Linked DNA regions of Mus musculus: region 2 is linked to region 1. A link is a loop called in an ENCODE intact Hi-C map of the cell type or tissue named here. Cell type or tissue: heart. All regions are shown on one strand. Links, peaks and the distances in the headings refer to the core of each region. The heading gives the core; the rest is flanking DNA. Region 1 overlaps Draxin (dorsal inhibitory axon guidance protein). Region 2 overlaps Fbxo2 (F-box protein 2).

Region 1 (8,324 bases), core at 73-8,072:
GCTCGCGCCGGTGAGTCCCACTTGCTCTGGTAGGTCAGCCCTGCTCGCGCCGGTCAACTCTGCTCCCTCAGTCCCTGCTTGCTCCAGTCCAAAGGTTTATTTATTATTATACATAAGTACACTGTAGCTGTCTTCAGACGCACCAGCAGAGGGCGTCAGATCTCATTACAGGTGGTTGTGAGCTACCATGTGGTTGTTGGGATTTGAACTCAGGACCTTCAGAAGAGCAGTCAGTGCTGAGCCATCTCGCTAGCCCCCATTAATTTCTCTTTAAAAGAGCTCTCTCTCTCTCTCCCCTTTCTCTGCCCCCTCCCCCACCAACTCCCTACATAACCAAGGATGGCCTCAAACTCCTGAACCTCCTGTCTCTACCACCTGAGTCCTGGGATTACAGGTGTGCACCACTACACACCAGTCTATGCAGGGCTGAGGATCAAACATGGGGGGGGGTGTTGTACATGCTAGGAAATCTCTCTATCAAACTATCTTCCCAGCCTTGATGGTGGATGTTGTTTTAAAACAAAAATCAATGAAGACTCAGGAGCTGGCTGCTGTGGTGAAAGCCTGTTAGCTGAGAGAGGCAGAGAACGCACCCAACTAACTTCCCCACTCCATCTATTTCCCAGTAGGAAAAAGCTCTTTCTCCTTACCATGCCACCTGCCTTAAATACCTTCAACTCAATATCCCTCCTTTTCTACTTCCTATGTCCACTTCCTCTTGACCTATCGTTGACTTTATTTAACTCCTGTTTACAGAAAGCTCTTTGGATTAAAGGTGAGTGTTAGGCTTAGCCACACCATGACAAAGTTTTTTCCAGTTTCTAATTTTAGGGTTCACAATGTGATCAAGCATCCTGAGACAGGGGATGGGCTTTCTCACTTGATTCTGCAAGGGAAGAGCTGTTCTCCAAGACCACACCCAGGCTGATAGGGAAGCTCTGAGGGTCACTGACTTTGTGACTCCATGGGGACAGCAAGCTGGCTTCAAAGCACCTCAGGTCTTGATCTCAAGATAGCAGAGGAAACAGGAAGCCAGGAGATCTGGTGACATTCATCTAGTCAGTGGCTCTGAGAGGAGCCCAGGGCCCCAGGTGAAGAGGAGCGTGGAGAGAAATGTGGTTCTTTCTTAGCCTTGTGGGTCAGCGAGGTGGTGACTCCAAGGCTGGGCATGGCAGCCCCTGCTTCCAGTTGTTAAAGACCAGCCTGACTGAGGTGGTCCTGAGGGCTTCAGAAGCTGGGCCAGCTAGAGTGAGGGATGCTGGGAACCAGGGAATCTTCCAGACCTAATTATAAAGCCACAAATCACAAAGAAATGGTGGTATCAGCACCTTGGGGACCCTAATGGAATCCTGTGCCATAAAAATTCAATCAGCCAGCTGACCTGGTATGAGCCTGGCCAGGGCAGTGAAGCTGGGGTGGATACGATTGCTACAGGCAGGAGGGTCCTCAGGGACTGGCAGACATGTCCCATCCACCCGCTACATCCAGGCCCTCTGAAACAGTCCTCTGGACCCACTGGGCTCAGCCTCATGCTTGGGCACTGAATCTCCAAGAGGCTCTGCTTTGCCTAAGATGGGTACGAGAACAGGTTGGCTTGCTCTACTCTGTGTGTATGTGGCAGAGGGGGGATGGTCAGAGTCATTTCTGCACAGCCATTCCCAAAGCCCTCAGCTCCATGGGACAATGCCGGAACCTCTGGAGACTCTCAAAGCTCATGGGAACTGACAAACAGATGCATGCTTGTCATCCTAGCACTATAGAGGCAGAGGCAGGCAGGCAAGAGAAGCAGAGATTCCAAGTCTCCTTTCATTATATAATGGGTTCCAACCTGGGCACCATGAGATTCTATCAAAGGTGGGGAGAGTGGATAATAGGGACAATGACAGAGCTAAGCCACTCTGGACAGCCACATGAGGCCCAGAGGGCAGACACTTGCTCATAAGGTGTAACTCACCATCCTGCAACTGTCTCCTACATCAGGAATATGGGGGAAATGACAGGAGTCACCATAGAGAGGTGCTAAGGAAATAGAGCACTCCAGTTTCTGGATGTGAGATACAGGTCAAATCTCAGCAGCAAGGGGTATGTTCTGGGCTCTAAGAAGCTCAGCTGTGTCTCAGAGGGCTTGGCTAAGGGCAAAGGCAGAGAAAGGACATCTAGACTAGTCTGGAAGCCAAAGATCCTCAGCCTCAGGTGATTTAAAATTTTTATTTTATTTTATGTGTATGGCTGTTTTGCCTGCATGTGTGTCTGGGCACTGTGTGCATGCAGTACCCAAGGAGACCAGAAGAGGGCGATAGCTCTTCAGAACTGGAATTATAGATGGTTGTGAATGGCCATGTGGGTGCTGAGAACAAAGCAGCAAGTGTCCTTAACCACTGAGCCATCTTCCCAGCCCTGTAAGGACTATCCTTTGTGGAGGAACCGAACTCTGAATCGTGGTGTGGGTGTGCCCACCTGCTCTCTTGGCCTCCTCCTATCAGAAATCGTTCACATCACCCCGTTTTGACATGTTGAAATGACCGCAGCAGCACTTGGTGATTCACACCTATCATCCCAGCATGCAGGATCCTGAAGCAGATGGAGCAGCATGAATTCAAGGCCGGCATGATCCTGTCTCAAAATAATAATAATAATAATAATAATAATAATAATAATAATAATATGGTTTAAAGGAAGAAAGAAAGACAGACAGACAGACAGACAGACAGACAGACAGAAAGAAAGAAAGAAAGAAAGAAAGAAAGAAAGAAAGAAAGAAAGAAAGAAAGAGCCAGATGTGGTGCTGTATTCCTTCAATCCCAGTACTCAGGAGGCAGAGGAAGGTGAATCTCTGTGAGTTTGAGACCAGCCTTGCCTATATAACAAGTTCTAGGTCCACACAGAAAGACCTTGTCTCAAGGAGGGGAACAGAAGCTGGAGAGATGGTTCTCTTAGGTTAAGAGTGCTTGTTGTTTGACGCTCTTGTAAAAGACCTGAATTTGGTTCCCAGCACCCATCCATATCAGGCTGCTCAGAACCCAGCTCCAGGGGATCCAGTGCCCTCTTCTGGCCTCCCCAGGTATTGCATTTACGTGACATCATTAACAATTTAAAAAGAGAGAAAAAAATAGGTAAAGGAATTTGCTGTGAAGCTGGAGTGTGGTACTTGACCCACGGAGAGAACTGACTTCTGCATGCACACACACCATACATAACAAATAAATGTATGTAAGCGAATGAATTTTTTAATCTTCCCCCAAAAGGGAAGAAGCTGGGCACGGTGGTTCATGCCTGCAATTCTGATGCTTGAGGGATGGAGGCGGGAGGAACAGTTCTCCTCCTGCTATTCCGGGCTACACGGGCTACACGAGACTGTCTCAAAACCAACATAAAACCTCAATTAACAACAACAGTCCAGGGGCTGGTGAGATGGCTCAGTGGGTAAGAGCACTGACTGCTCTTCCAAAGGTCCTCAGTTCAAATCCCAGCAACCACATGGTGGCTCACAACCATCCGTAATGAGATCTGACGCCCTCTTCTGGTGTGTCTGAAGACAGCTACAGTGTACTTATGTATAATAATAAATAAATCTTTGGGCCAGAGCGAGCAGAGTTCCTAAAATTCAATTCCCAACAACCACGTAAAGGCTTACAATCATCTGTACAGCTACAGTGTGCTCATATCCATAAGATAAATAAATATTAAAGAATATAATCCAAAAAACATTTTAAAAGTTAAAATCAGAAATGTGTACAGGGAGCCGAGTCTCCTCCACCCACGAGGGGAAAGCATTTTGGATGATGGGATGCAGATATGGAGCCTTGGGAGGGGATGTCGTGTATGTGTGTGGGGGTGGGGGGGTGGGGGGGCTGTGTACAGCACTCATGATGCTGGTTTTCTTTCAGGGAGAGCCAATGGCAGGGTGCCCCGTCCTCAGGGTCCCCACGCTGTTCCTGATCCTCCTGCTGTTTCCAGAGCTCCACACGGCAGGCACCCTTGCATCTGGATCCTCTGCCCGGAACCTGCCGGAGACCCACTCCCACCTCCCCAGCTCTGCACTGTGGGTGTCCCAGGCAAGCCATCATGGCCGTCGGGGCCTGGGGAAGAAAGACAGGGGCCCAGGAAGGCCTAGCCGGGCCCAGGAGGGGGCTGTGGTCACTGCTACCAAGCAGGCTTCCCAGATGACACTCGGACAGCCCCCTGCTGGCCTTCTGCAGAATAAGGAGCTGCTTCTGGGGCTGACTTTGCCCTACCCCGAGAAGGAGGCCCGGTCTCCCGCTTGGGAGAGGGTGAAGAAACGTGGCAGAGAACACAAGAGACGCAGGGACCGTCTGCGACTGCACCGAGGTAGCTGGAGACCTGGGGGGAGGAGGGAACTACACGGGAGAAGGCTCTAATCCAGTGCCAAGAGCAGGAAGTGGTCGTAAAGTCTGCGTGTTAAGCCCCCGCGCCCCGAAGAGACCATTCAGAGGTCTCCACCTAGGGCAGAAGGGGTACCCAGAAGAGGGGAGGCATCTTCCTGAAGTCAGAGTGGCCTGGCAGGCAGGGAAAGGCTAAGGGAGAGACCTGGGAGAGAGACAGGGGTGAAAGAGAGGAAACTGACATAGAAGTTCTGCTCCCTTAGGCAATCAGTCACCTTGCATCTGACCTAAATCCACCCTACTCACAGCTTCCCTGCGTACAGACAGAACGGCTGGAGTCTTCCTCCTAGCACATCCTTTAGTGAGCTCTGGAGCAGAGTCTGGGTGGAGAGCTTGCGCTCTAAAGCCAGATCTGCTGAGACCCGTGTCTGACTCCGCTACTAGCGAGTTTGTGCCTTGAGCGAGTCCCCTTCCTAAGCCTCGCTTTGTCCTGCTGCAAAGATGCCACCCAACCTTAGTGCAAGAGGGAGCTGATGCTCACAAAGCCTAGGGAAACTGCTACTAAACCCTTGGCTCCCCAGTCGGCATCCTCCAACCCTGAACACCAGCGACACCGTGTGGCGATCACTGGGAGATGCGGCACAAAGCAGGAGAGAGGTTGACTTGGGATGGGGAATGCAGGACGTCCAGCCTGCAGTTGCTTGGTTGTGAGACAAAGCATCATAGAAGAAGCCTAGAACTGACACCTCATGGTGCCCAGCGGCCCAGAGAAGGAGGAGGAAGAGAGAGAAAGACAGATAGACACAGAGAGGAGGGATGAGAGAGGAGAAGGGGGAGGAAGGAAGAGACAGCGCAGGAACATCTGGGTCCCCATATCTCCTTCAAAGACACCCTGATGACTCAAGTTTCCTCTGCTAGGCCTCATCTCCCAGAGGGCCCTACTGTTTCCATGGAGAGCCACTGGCTGGAGAGCCAAGTTTTTCTTTGTTTTTGTTTTTTTTTAAGATTTATTTTTATTTTTAATTATGTGTATGTGTGTGTGGAGGTGGGGTGGTGTATGTGTATGTGAGTATGGGTGCCACCAGAGGCCACAGTCATCAGACCCCCAGGAGCTGGAGTTAAACAAAGTTGTGAGCCGCCTGACATGGGTGCTAGGAATTGAACTCAGGCCCTCTGCAAGAGCAGGACGTCTCTTAACTGCTGCATCATCTCTCCAGCCCCAAGACCAAGCCCTGGGTCCTCGGGCGCATCAAAGACATAAACTTCAGTGTCCTGAGAGAGAGAAGTCACCGTCCCATGTCTGCCTGTGTTCAACCTTCCTTAACACACTCTCTGCCTCCATTCCCTGTGCTCCTGCGGTCACCCAGGCCCAAACGAACAGTCTCCAGCAAACCTGAGACTCACCAGCCAGCGGGCCTCTGCCCAGCCTCACCTGGCCCTGAGCCTGCACAGGCCACCTGTGACTGCCTGTAGGGGCAGAACAACAACGCCACAGATGGGTTGGTGGGGTTCACAGGGTATTATTTCTCTAAGAAGAAACTGGAGCAGCCTCAGCCTGCTTCTCCTGTGGATAGCAACAGGAGTGGAGTAGGGCAGGAACTGCCTCCCTGCCAGGTCGACTGAGACCCCTACGTGGCAACACATGCCCTCCCATTCTCGAGATCCCCTCTGCCAGTTTAGAAGATGTTGATGCCTTGAGGACTCACATGGGGCCCATAGTTTCCACGAAGTGATGGCTTCAGTGAAACGGCAGGGATGTCCTGAGGGATGGTGACATGGTGGCAGAGGGCAGGTGAAGTCCACAGGCCAGGCCAGGCCAGTTTATCAGCATTTGGGAAACCTCAGATTGACTGGGGTTCATTTCTGCAACTCCTCCAGCCTCTGTCCTGGTCCCATTGCTTGTGACCCTCTGCTGACCCTGTGTTGTTCCCTGCCACTGTCAGTATCCCACACCCAGGTGTCTTTCAAGATGGCCCCAGGAGTTAAAAGCATCAGGTTTGCACTCAGGACTGAGGTTCAAATCCACGCTCTGCCAGGCACGAGCTGTTTGTCCTTGGCGAAACTGCCTAACCTCTCTGGCTCAGGCTCCTCCCCTGTTCATGAGCAGAGCAGCAACTACTTCTCAAGAGTCCCTGGGGAAGTTAGATGAAGTCATTATCATGGAGGGGTTCACTGGGGACCCAGCATGCCAGGTGCAATATCAAGAAGCACATGCGTGTGCATGCATGTGTACATGAGTATGTGTGTACGTGTGCGTGTGTGTGTGTGTAAGCAGTGGCTCTCCTCCCAGCTACCTCAAAGGCTTCTCCCCAAGCAGTGTCTTCAACCTCCATAAACCTCACCTCCTCCAGGAAGTCTTCTATGATTTTATGTAACTGGCCAACCTCAGGCATCCTGAATCCAGACTTACTAGAATGTAGCTTCTAGTGGAGAATCCTCTGTTCACACACCGACCCCTCCCCAATGACAGGTCTCTAGCAGGGTAGACAGCAAGGATGATGGGTAGATCAAGGGCTCATGATGCCCAGCAGCCCTTGGCTTACACAGTACACAGTGGGGTGGCACAGCAGAGAAGACAGGATGCCCTGTAGGTAGACACCGAACAGCAGGTGGGTCAGCCTGTGCTTGCCTTGTCTCAGGCCGAGCTGCCATCCGTGGCCCCAGCTCCCTCATGAAGAAGGTGGAACCCTCTGAAGACCGGATGCTGGAGGGTACCATGGAGGAGTCTTCCACTAGCCTGGCCCCCACCATGTTCTTCCTGACCATGACAGACGGTGCCACGCCTACTACAGAAGAGTCCCGGATCCTGCCTGTCACGTCCTTGCGGCCCCAGGTAGGGGCCCCACGAGGCCTTGAATCTGAACACGCCTTTAAGCCTCATGCAAGCTGCCTGTCAGGGTTCCCTAGATGAACAGAGTGATAGTGTGAATGTAAATATCTAGGGATTTATTAGAGTGGCTTACAGGCTGTGGTCCGGCTAGTCCAAAAGCAGCTGTCTCCCGATGGAAAGGCAAGACTCCAAGGCTGGCTAGCTCAGGGGATTTTGGGCTATGTTGGATTCTGAAGGAGCAGGTTCTAAGACCAGCAAAGGAATGCCTCAGCAGCAGGATAGATGAACTTGCCAGCGAGAGTCAGGGCAAGCAGGCAAAAAAAGCAAACGCTTCCTCCTTCCCTGTCCTTTCTTGGAGGCTACCTCAAGAAGGCGTGGCCCACACTTGAGGTGGGGCTTCCTGCTTCAACCATCCAGTCAGGAGAAGTCCCTCACAGGTGTGCCCAGCTGCTTGAATTGATTCACCTCCTGTTCCACTTAGGTAAACTGAGGCACAGCGGGGTGGTAGTGAACACCGTTAATCTCTGACTCCACCAGGTAGTCTGTCTGTAGAGGGGCTGCCAGCACCCAGACAACATGGTTGGGGCTCGGGCTGGGGACAACCAGGAAGCCAATTCCATCTCAGCATGCTGTTCTCTGCACACACAGAGGTGGGACTGTTGTGGAGGACGTTTAAAGTCTGGAAGAGTACAGAAAGCAGCCACGGTGATTTAAAGCCCAGATCTAGGGACTAAAGAGATGGCTCAGATGTTAAGAGCACTGACTGCTCATCTAGGGGTCCTGAGTTCAATTCCCAGCAATGCTCACAACCATCTGTAATGAGATCTGATGCCCTCTTCTGGTGTGTCTGAAGACAGTGACAGTGTACTCATATAATAAATAAATAAATAAATAAATAAATAAATAAATAAATAAATAAATCATTTTAAAAAACAGATCTAGAATGGCATAGTCAGTTGGGGGGTTGACTTATCTACTCCCCAACTCTGAAAAAGAAAGTGGAAAGAAAACAGGGGGAGCAGGGGGTTGGGAGGGGATTGCACAAATCTGGGGGTTGGTGATTCTAGAAGAAAGGGACAGGCATTCACCAGGTCATTCTTGCCGATAGCTTAGAAAGTTTTGTTTTGTTTTCAAAATAAAATCTTTCAGTG
Region 2 (8,293 bases), core at 294-8,293, 54 kb before region 1:
ACGAGCGTCCCTGTCCCACCATAGAACACTAATGGGTCAGGAAGGGCCAGGGAGCCCATGTCCCCTAACATGGAAGTTCTTTGTCCCTGTTCAGAGGCTAAGGGTCCACTCGCCTTCTCCTCCAGGAAGCCCTCCCTGACTGGCCATCCAAACTAAAGAGACTGTTCCCTCACAGCTCCTTCACTGTTCCACACCTGTCTATGACAGAGGTGATGAGTCACAGAGTGGGCAATTTCCCCCTTTCCAAAAAAAAGTCTGTCTCTCACACTGTCTGAGCTTCCAGGATGAGGCCCCTTTGGGTCACTGTTGTCTCCTGGAAGCATAACAAGGTGTCTGGCATACAGAAGGGGCTTAATAAGAGCTTGGGTGCAGGTGCATCCCCCCAGGCCAGGCCCAGTGTAGGAAGCACTGTTGGGTTCAGGAAACCCCTTGGGCTCTGCACGATTCCCCCCTGCTCTGCGGGACTGGCATCCACAGGGTCCAGCACCCTGCTGTGTGCTGTGTGACACAGATCCAGGCTGTCCCTCTCTGAGCCTCCAGATGGAATGACCTAGTGCATTGCAACCAGAGATGAACGGTGCTTAGCACACCGGGCACACAGCTGCGACACATCCTGGACTTCACACTGCACTTCAGGGACATTTTTGTTGTGTTCGGAAAATACCAATGACTCAGAGATCAAAGTCAATGAAGCTGTGCTCTCCGATGGATAGGGTACTGGGCTTCCCACAGAGTGGAAGGAGAGGGGAGCCACGCATCCCACTGACCAGCACAGTGTGTCTGCCACAGCCTCCCATCTGCCGAAAACAGGGCTTCATCCATCTATAAGACATGTACCGGGCTGGTGAGATGGCTCAGTGGGTAAGAGCACCCGACTGCTCTTCCAATGGTCCGGAGTTCATATCCCAGCAACCACATGGTGACTCACAACCATCCGTAACGAGATCTGACTCCCTCTTCTGGAGTGTCTGAAGACAGCTACAGTGTACTTACATATAATAAATAAATAAATAAATCTTTTAAAAAAATGTACCACAGCCCTGAGGGAAGGATATGTACCTTGGGGGGCCCTGGACCCCTGTGGCTCTACAGGGTACAGTGTGAGGGGGAGTGGGGTAGGGGGAACTCTTTGAACACCAGCTTCTTTCTGTACACTCAGGGTGACAAAGGTTAGCACTCTGGGAGGGCTGTGTAGGGAAGTGGACAGCAACTCAGACAGGTAGTATGGGAAACCCATGAGTGGGGACAGCTCCTTCCCCACCCCATTCTCCTCCTGCAGCCCACAGTGTGTGGTGTGCCCTGGGCAGGTTAGCCTGAGCAACATCAGGGCAGGACCCTCAGGATCCAGATTGCACCTTTATTTCTATAAAGAGAAGCGGCAAATCCAGGGGAGACCCTAGTGTGTCAGTTTGCAAACCCCCACTCCTTTTCTTCCCTCTGTGCTGGGGGTGAAACCCAGAGCCCCCCCCCCATATGTTGGACAAGTGTTCTATCTCTGACCTGTATCACCAGTCCTCTTTTCATTTCTTATTTTTGAGACTGAGTTTGCCTAATTGCCCTCATTCTCTAGCCCAGGCTAGAGATGAACTCACTCTGTAGCCCAGGCTGGCCTAGAACTTTCTATTCTCTTGTCTCGGCTTTCCCAGTAGCTGAGATTACAGGCCTAAACTAAATGTGTGTTCTTGTCCCTAGACATGTGTGTCTCCTGACTCCTGGAAGAAAAGGAAAGAAGGGGAGTCAGGGGAGAGGAGGAGGTTGACCCCACATTCACTGATGGGAGGTGGCCCAAAAAGCAGAGAAAGGTCCCAGGTGGCCTGGGATGGAGGTGATCAGGTGGCTTGGCCTCAGGAGGCAAAGGCAGGATACACATTTGGAAATGGGGGACTCCACAGAGCTCCCCATCTGACCACATCACCGCATGGCTGCTTCCACCATCCTCACACCCCCTTCCCCACCCAGACAGTTCTTCCTAATATCTCCCTGAATCTCTCCTGCTGCTGTGTCAGCACAGACCTGAGCTGAAGCACCCTAGTTGTCTGCCGAGCTGACAGCAGCTTTAACTCAGCGAGATAATCCTACCAGCAATTAATTGGCTTTTGTTGGAGGAGACTGAATACCATCTTGTCTTAATCTCCTGCATTATTCTCCCTGCTCAGCAGAGTCAACACAAGATTAGGTTTAATTTGGGGGAAGGGGGGGGGGGACAGTGGACTCACTAGGAGATGAAATAGGATCTGTCTGGGTATCCTAAGCTTTCTTCAGCCGAGGGGGCTTGAAGAAGGCCCAGGGCTCTGCTGGGGTGCAGGAGCACCCCAGATCTAAAGACCACCTCCAACCCCCTGTAGGTTCAGGCCTGAACCTAAACCAAGCATGGTGGTACACACCTGCAATTCCAGGACCAAAGAGCAGAGGCAGGAGAAGCAGACATTCAATGTCAGCCTCAGGCCAGCCTGGGATACTTGAAAGTCTGTGTCAAAACAACAAAAGACAAGTTGCATGGAGAGACCCCAAGGCTGAGCCTCTTCAAAGACCCTGGGGATGGGCACTGAGCCCTCAGCAAGGAGCCTGGTTGGGCTTTGGATTCAAATCTCAGGTCTGAGGCCGCCAAGCTGAGAACCGCCTTGATGATGCTGCCATCTGGTGGTCACAAGAGGAACTGCCCCTTGCTCCCTTCTCAAATCTATTTACAAGACAAATTAGAAAAGAAAGAGAATCTGGAAAGATAGATCTGAGACTAAGAGCACTGATTGTTCTTCCAGAGGATCTGGGTTCAGTTCTCAGCATCCACATTGTGGCTCACAACCATCTGTAACTCCAGCTCTAGGGCATCCAATGCCCTCTTTGGGTCTTCTTTGACATACATACATGCAGGCAAAACACCCATACACATTAATTAAAAAGCGATCTTTCCATTACAAAGCTGCTAAACAGAGATAATCACCAGGAAAATACAAGAAAATCCATTTACATCCTATGACACCTTAATTAAAACTGTCTTGGCACCCCTGGTGCTCATTCAATCTGCCTGGGGGTATGACCCATGCTAGAACCCTGAAGTCACCTTCCATGTCATGTCCATTTCAGCCCCCAGCTCATCCTTGCTCTGGCTCCAGTAGGATCCCATGTCTGATCCTGAACCGTAATGACTTAGCTCATCCCTGAGCTGGAAGCCACTTCCGATATCCTCATGAGCAACCAGCCTCTCCCACCTATGACTAGTTAACAGCTCCTACAATAGTGGAGGAGACAAGTCTCTGGGCTTGTCTGTGAGAGGTTTCTTGATTGGGTTAAATGAGGTGGATAGATCCACCCTGAATGTGGGATGGCGGCGCCATTCCACAGCCTGGGGGTCCTGATGGGAAGAAAAGGAGAAGGCAAGCAAAGCAGGGCGCCCTGCCTGAGGACGCAGCTCTCCCTGAAACGGCTGGTGAGCAGGTAGGATGAACCTGGGCTCTTCTGGAGAGGCGGGTTGGAGACAGGGTTTCTCTGGGTAACAGAACCCTGGCTGTCCTGGGCTCGCTTTGTAGAGCAGGCTGGCCCGGAACTCACAGCGATCTGCCTGCCTCTGCCTCCCGGGTGTTGCTGAGGTTCAAGGCGAGCGCCACCACCCAGCCTGAACGTGAGCTCTTAACAATGAAAACCAGCACAGGAGTCCTCAGCCTGAGCCTGTTGCCGCTGCAAGACACTGCGGTGACCACACCGTCGTCACTGCTACCGTCCGGTCACCCAGTGTTCTCTGGAAATGTGGTTCCACGGGCAAGTCTGTAAACTGCTGCTATCTAATCCCCGGTTCCCAGAAACTTCCTGTCCCTAGCGGAAGCTCATGTCACACCATGTAGCACAGTGCGCAGCGCGTCCTGGGGAGACTCTCTGGGTTAGCATCTGCATCTCTAAGCTCACGGCAAGCGGCAAGCTGTGTCCCCACTGCTCCAGGCATGCTGGCTGCATTCCTGCTGTAGGTAGGTTCATTCCCAGCCCAGGGCCTTTGCTTTGGCTGCCCGTGTGGTGGTGTTGTCCCAGACCTCTGTATAGCTGGGGCCTCCTCATCGTCTTCAAAGGTCCCTTCACAGAGATCCTTCCTGATGCCCTTGGCCGAGCAACCCGGTCACCCTCAGTACTCCTTTGTTGGCGCTGCTGTGGAGACCAGGTCCCTGAGTAGCTGGCTAGAATCCCACTTCTATGAAGGACTAGAGGACTGTGTGACCTCAGGGAAATTGCCTGCCTTGTCTATGCTTTGTCTCACTCGAAAGAAAGAAAGAAAGAAAGAAAGAAAGAAAGAAAGAAAGAAAGAAAGAAAGAAAGAAAGAAAGAAAGAAAGAAAGAAAGGAAGGAAGGAAGGAAGGAAGGAAGAAAGGAAGAAAGAAAGAAAGAAAGAAAGAAAGAAAGAAAGAAAGAAAGAAAGAAAGAAAGAAAGAGAAAGGGAGAGAGAGGGAAGGAGGGAGGGAGGGAAGGGGAGAGAGAGAGAGAGAGAGAGAACAGGGACTGGAGAGATGGCTCAGCACCTAAGAGCACTTGCTGTTCTTTTCAGAGGACTCGTTCAGTTTCCAGAACCCACACCAGGAGGCTCACAACGAATGGTAACGTCCACTCCAAGGGATAGGGTGCTCTCCTCGGGCATCCGCACCCATGTGGCTACACACAGAGAGACATATGCACATACACATATACATACAAGAAATAAAAATTGATATTTAAGATAGTTTTTATCCTTTCTTGCTACTATATTTGATTTGGGGTTTTCTGGGGGAGAGGGTTGTGGTTTTCTGTTTTGTTTTGTTTTGTTTTGAGACCGGGTCTTATTGTGTAACTATGGCTGGCCTAGAGCTCACTATGTAGAGACCACATTGGTCTTAAACTCATGGAGATCCACCTGCCTCTGCCTCCAGCACAGTTCTTAATGGGCGCCCACTGAGTAGGGAGAGTGTCACCTCATGTTGGCCGCTGGCTTCATTTGATTGTTTGTTAGTCATGTTTCTCCCTCTACAGTGTGAACGCCAGCAGAGGCTGACTAACTGTGATCTCTTCCTGACATGTAGTAGGAAGTCACATTCAACTCATATTCAGTAGCAATGCATATTCAACTTGTTGCCCTAAGAGAGAGAGAGAGCCCTTGGCTGCCACCTGCTGGCTGACACGTGGAATTTTCCTTGAGGAACGCTGACCTCAGCTCCTCCTCGATGCCTCCAGGGTGGTGGGCTCAGCCCAGTTGAGGGTTAAGAATGAACGTGGGGGCTGGTGAGATGGCTCAGTGGGTAAGAGCACCCGACTGCTCTTCCAAGGTCCAGAGTTCAAATCCCAGCAACCACATGGTGGCTCACAACCATCCGTAACGAGATCTGACTCCCTCTTCTGGAGTGTCTGAAGACAGCTACAATGTACTTACATATAATAAATAAATAAACCTTAAAAAAAAAAAAAAAGAATGAACGTGGATCACAGTACCCCAATGCAGACTGACTGTATTGCTATGTTGATTCCGGGTGCCACTTGCCATCTTATTCTGTTTCATGTTAGGGAAGGGTGGTGACAATCCCTGTTCACATCTGAGTGGACAACAAGCACCCACTGGGATGCCCAAGAACTCACACTTCACCTCCCTGAGCAACACAACCTCCTGACCGCCACGTCTCTGTCAACCAGATGGTCTCCCAGAACTACTGAATTTAACTGTCACGCCACACTTCAGCCAACTCCTTGGGTCTCTTAGGTGGGTTCCTGACCCTTGAGAAGCCTTTTTCTTTCTTTTATTTTTTTTTTTTAATTTTTTTGGCCTGAAAGGACAGCCTCAGTGCTCTGGGCTCCCTCTTCTGAGCCAGGTAGGCTCCACACACATATTGCAGTCCTTTGCCCTAAAGCTCTACCTTACCTAACATTCATTACAACCCAAGCTCACGAGTTTATGCTCCCTTCCATTACGCTAGGCCCGAGGCCACCAGTCGCTCCTCTTATGATTAGCAATTAAGGTGGGTGGGACCTTGCCCTCCCCTCAGACTCGGAGTCCCCTTAGAAAGGACTGGGGTGAACGGGGGAGCTGGGGAGTTTGGAGTGGAGATGGCGTGGAGGTTAAGAGCACTTGCTGTTCTCCCAGAGGAGCCACATTCAAATCCCAGCACTATGTCAGGCTCACAACCACCTAGAATTCCAAAGGCAGGCGATCTGATGCTTTTTCTTTTATGGGCACCAGAACGGGTCACACACACACACACACACACACACACACACACACACACACACACACACACACACACGTAGTCCCGGAAGACCCAAGACAGAGACTTAGAAGCAATTAGACAGAAGGGTCAAGGAACTAAGGCAAGTCCCAGCTCAGGCGGCTGTCCCACCTCACCAGCAGGTGGCACCAAACCACAGACTAAAAGATGAAGGCAGAGCTGGGGGTGGGGGGGGGGGGTCACAGTGGCTCTATTAGGACAACAGTGACAAGACCTCTCCTCACCCCCAGTCAGCCATGGAGCATTCTGGGAAGGAGCTGAGATGCCAGAAAGCAAGTAGCCTAACCTACAGCCTAACACACCCTCCCCACGGCCTACCCCAAGCATGGCACAGAAAGGCAGCTTGTAGATAAAACCAATCCTGGCCCAGCCAGGAAGGCTAGCATAAAGCAGGGATGAATAAAAAGAGTAGCCAAGATTATTCTTCTCTGTGTGTGTGTACGCGCGTGTGTGTGTGCGCGCGCGCGTGTGTGTGTGCGCGCGCGCGTGTGCGCGTGCGCGTGTGCGTGTGTGTGCGTGTGTGTGTGTGTGTGTGTGTGTGCGCGCGCCACTCCACAGCCTTCATCTCTAAGCCCAAGAGAATGCTATCCAGACCTGGTGGCGTCACTGCCAAACTGCTCCAGAGAGGGATAGGAACAACGCAGCAAGACACAGCCTAACTACTGGGCCAACGGAGCCTGTTGGGCAGGCACCCCACACTCCTTTACCAAGCCCTGTTGTGGATTCTGGGCAGCTTGGATGTCCTCAGGCGCCAGGCTCAGCCAGCCCCTCCTCAGACTCACAATCCAAGCCTTTGTCCGCTGGCCTGCCCAGGCCCAGCTGGCCCCACACCAACCCAAGAGCCCCTGGAAACCCGAGCAGCTGGACGGCCACCAAGTACTTTTCCAGGCCGGGCCAGGGGCCCTGGGGAGACGGAGCACGATGGGGTGGTGGAGATGTCCATTCATCTGTGCGTCCATTGTTGCGTTCTTTGGACAAATATTTATTGAGTGCCCACTTTGAGGCAGGCACAATGCTAGGAGCGCGGGATCCAGCAGCAGCCCCATACCCCCTCGGATCGTACATTCTAGAAGCGACTGCCCGTGGAGATGCAAATGAAAGCCATCCTACAGTAAAGCAACATGTCCTTCTTTCCTCGGGACCAGACTGAAGGAAGGGGCGGGAGAGAGGCAGGTGCAAGGCGTGGGCGAGGCAGGTGAGGATGCTACCAACTAAATTAAGGCCTTTCTACCCCAGAATTCTGCCTTAGAGGGCGGATGGTGGGGGTAGGGGAGGTCGTTCAGGGTTCCACCCACACGCTACTGTTGGTCACCCGGGCCCCGAACCAGCCCTTCCAGTAGACCGAGTCCTGCCCTCCGTGCTCGAAGCGGACAAAGCGGACACCTGGCCCGTAGTCGATGAAGGTGTGGGAGATCTGGGGGTGAAAGGATAGCACGTCAGCCTCAGGGGTCTAAGGCTGTCCTTGCCGTCCCACTTGAGCGCAGCAGCCTGACCCCAGCTCTAATTGTGGGCTCTACTTGCACAGGCTCCACAAGCCGGGGACGGAGTTTCCACAAGCTCTACCCGGGATATCCCCACCCTGCCCCCTCGGCCCATCGGGATCACCTCCATCCAACTGCCGTCCTCTGGCACAGCCACCTGTCCTGTAGCGAACTCCGCCAGCACATCTTCGTTCTCCGACAGCAGCCTCACAGTGAGCTCATACAGGCTGCCCGCATCAGTGCGACCCGAGTACCTGCAGGGGAGTGGGAGACACAGACCTCACCTGCTGAGAGCCTCACTCTGCCAGAGATCTCTTCTGCCTATCCCAGCATCCCTGCCGGGCAAGTGCACCCCCCCCCAGCAGTGTCCCCATTTCACATATAAAGAAACTTCGTCCACAGAGGAGACTGGGTCCCCCCACCCCACCCCCCAGCCAAACTCAAAGTGAACCAGACCCAACCTTGGAACCAAAGCCATCCTAGGAGGGACACAAATGTGTGTGTGTGTGTGTGTGTGTGTGTGTGTACATGAAGGGGGTAAGCAAGCCTTAATTTATTAGTAGTATTCTTGCCTTTTAAACA

The links. Hi-C counts contacts between places; a loop is a spot of excess contacts. Peaks named below come from ENCODE experiments on the same cell type or tissue, not always from the same donor. Only the 100,000 strongest peaks of a DNase experiment are listed, where the experiment ranks them.
Region 2: it touches region 1 in a loop (6-fold over the local background); 32 of 42 quality-filtered maps call a loop at or near these places.

Annotation. Positions count from the first base shown.
Region 1 is chr4:148,111,564-148,119,887 of GRCm38, reverse strand. It overlaps Draxin (dorsal inhibitory axon guidance protein), which reads left to right. Exons shown (of 7, transcript NM_027426.3): 2 at 3,888-4,329; 3 at 6,983-7,176. The coding sequence starts at 3,897. Among named protein-coding and RNA genes, the nearest start is that of Draxin, 15 kb to the left of the region's middle. In heart, for the core only: CTCF peaks have their summits at 2,267 (motif pointing right), 3,050 (motif pointing left), 4,183 (motif pointing left), 4,966 and 1 weaker place; DNase peaks (open chromatin) are centred at 4,127 and 4,957; H3K4me3 peaks cover 1,058 bases; H3K27ac peaks cover 618 bases; H3K27me3 peaks cover 2,025 bases.
Region 2 is chr4:148,165,316-148,173,608 of GRCm38, reverse strand. It overlaps Fbxo2 (F-box protein 2), which reads right to left. Exons shown (of 6, transcript NM_176848.1): 5 at 7,836-7,965; 6 at 7,192-7,644. The coding sequence ends at 7,510. Among named protein-coding and RNA genes, the nearest start is that of Fbxo2, 8.8 kb to the right of the region's middle. In heart, for the core only: CTCF peaks have their summits at 5,126 (motif pointing left) and 6,350 (motif pointing right); DNase peaks (open chromatin) are centred at 6,468 and 7,038; H3K4me3 peaks cover 528 bases; H3K27me3 peaks cover 6,671 bases.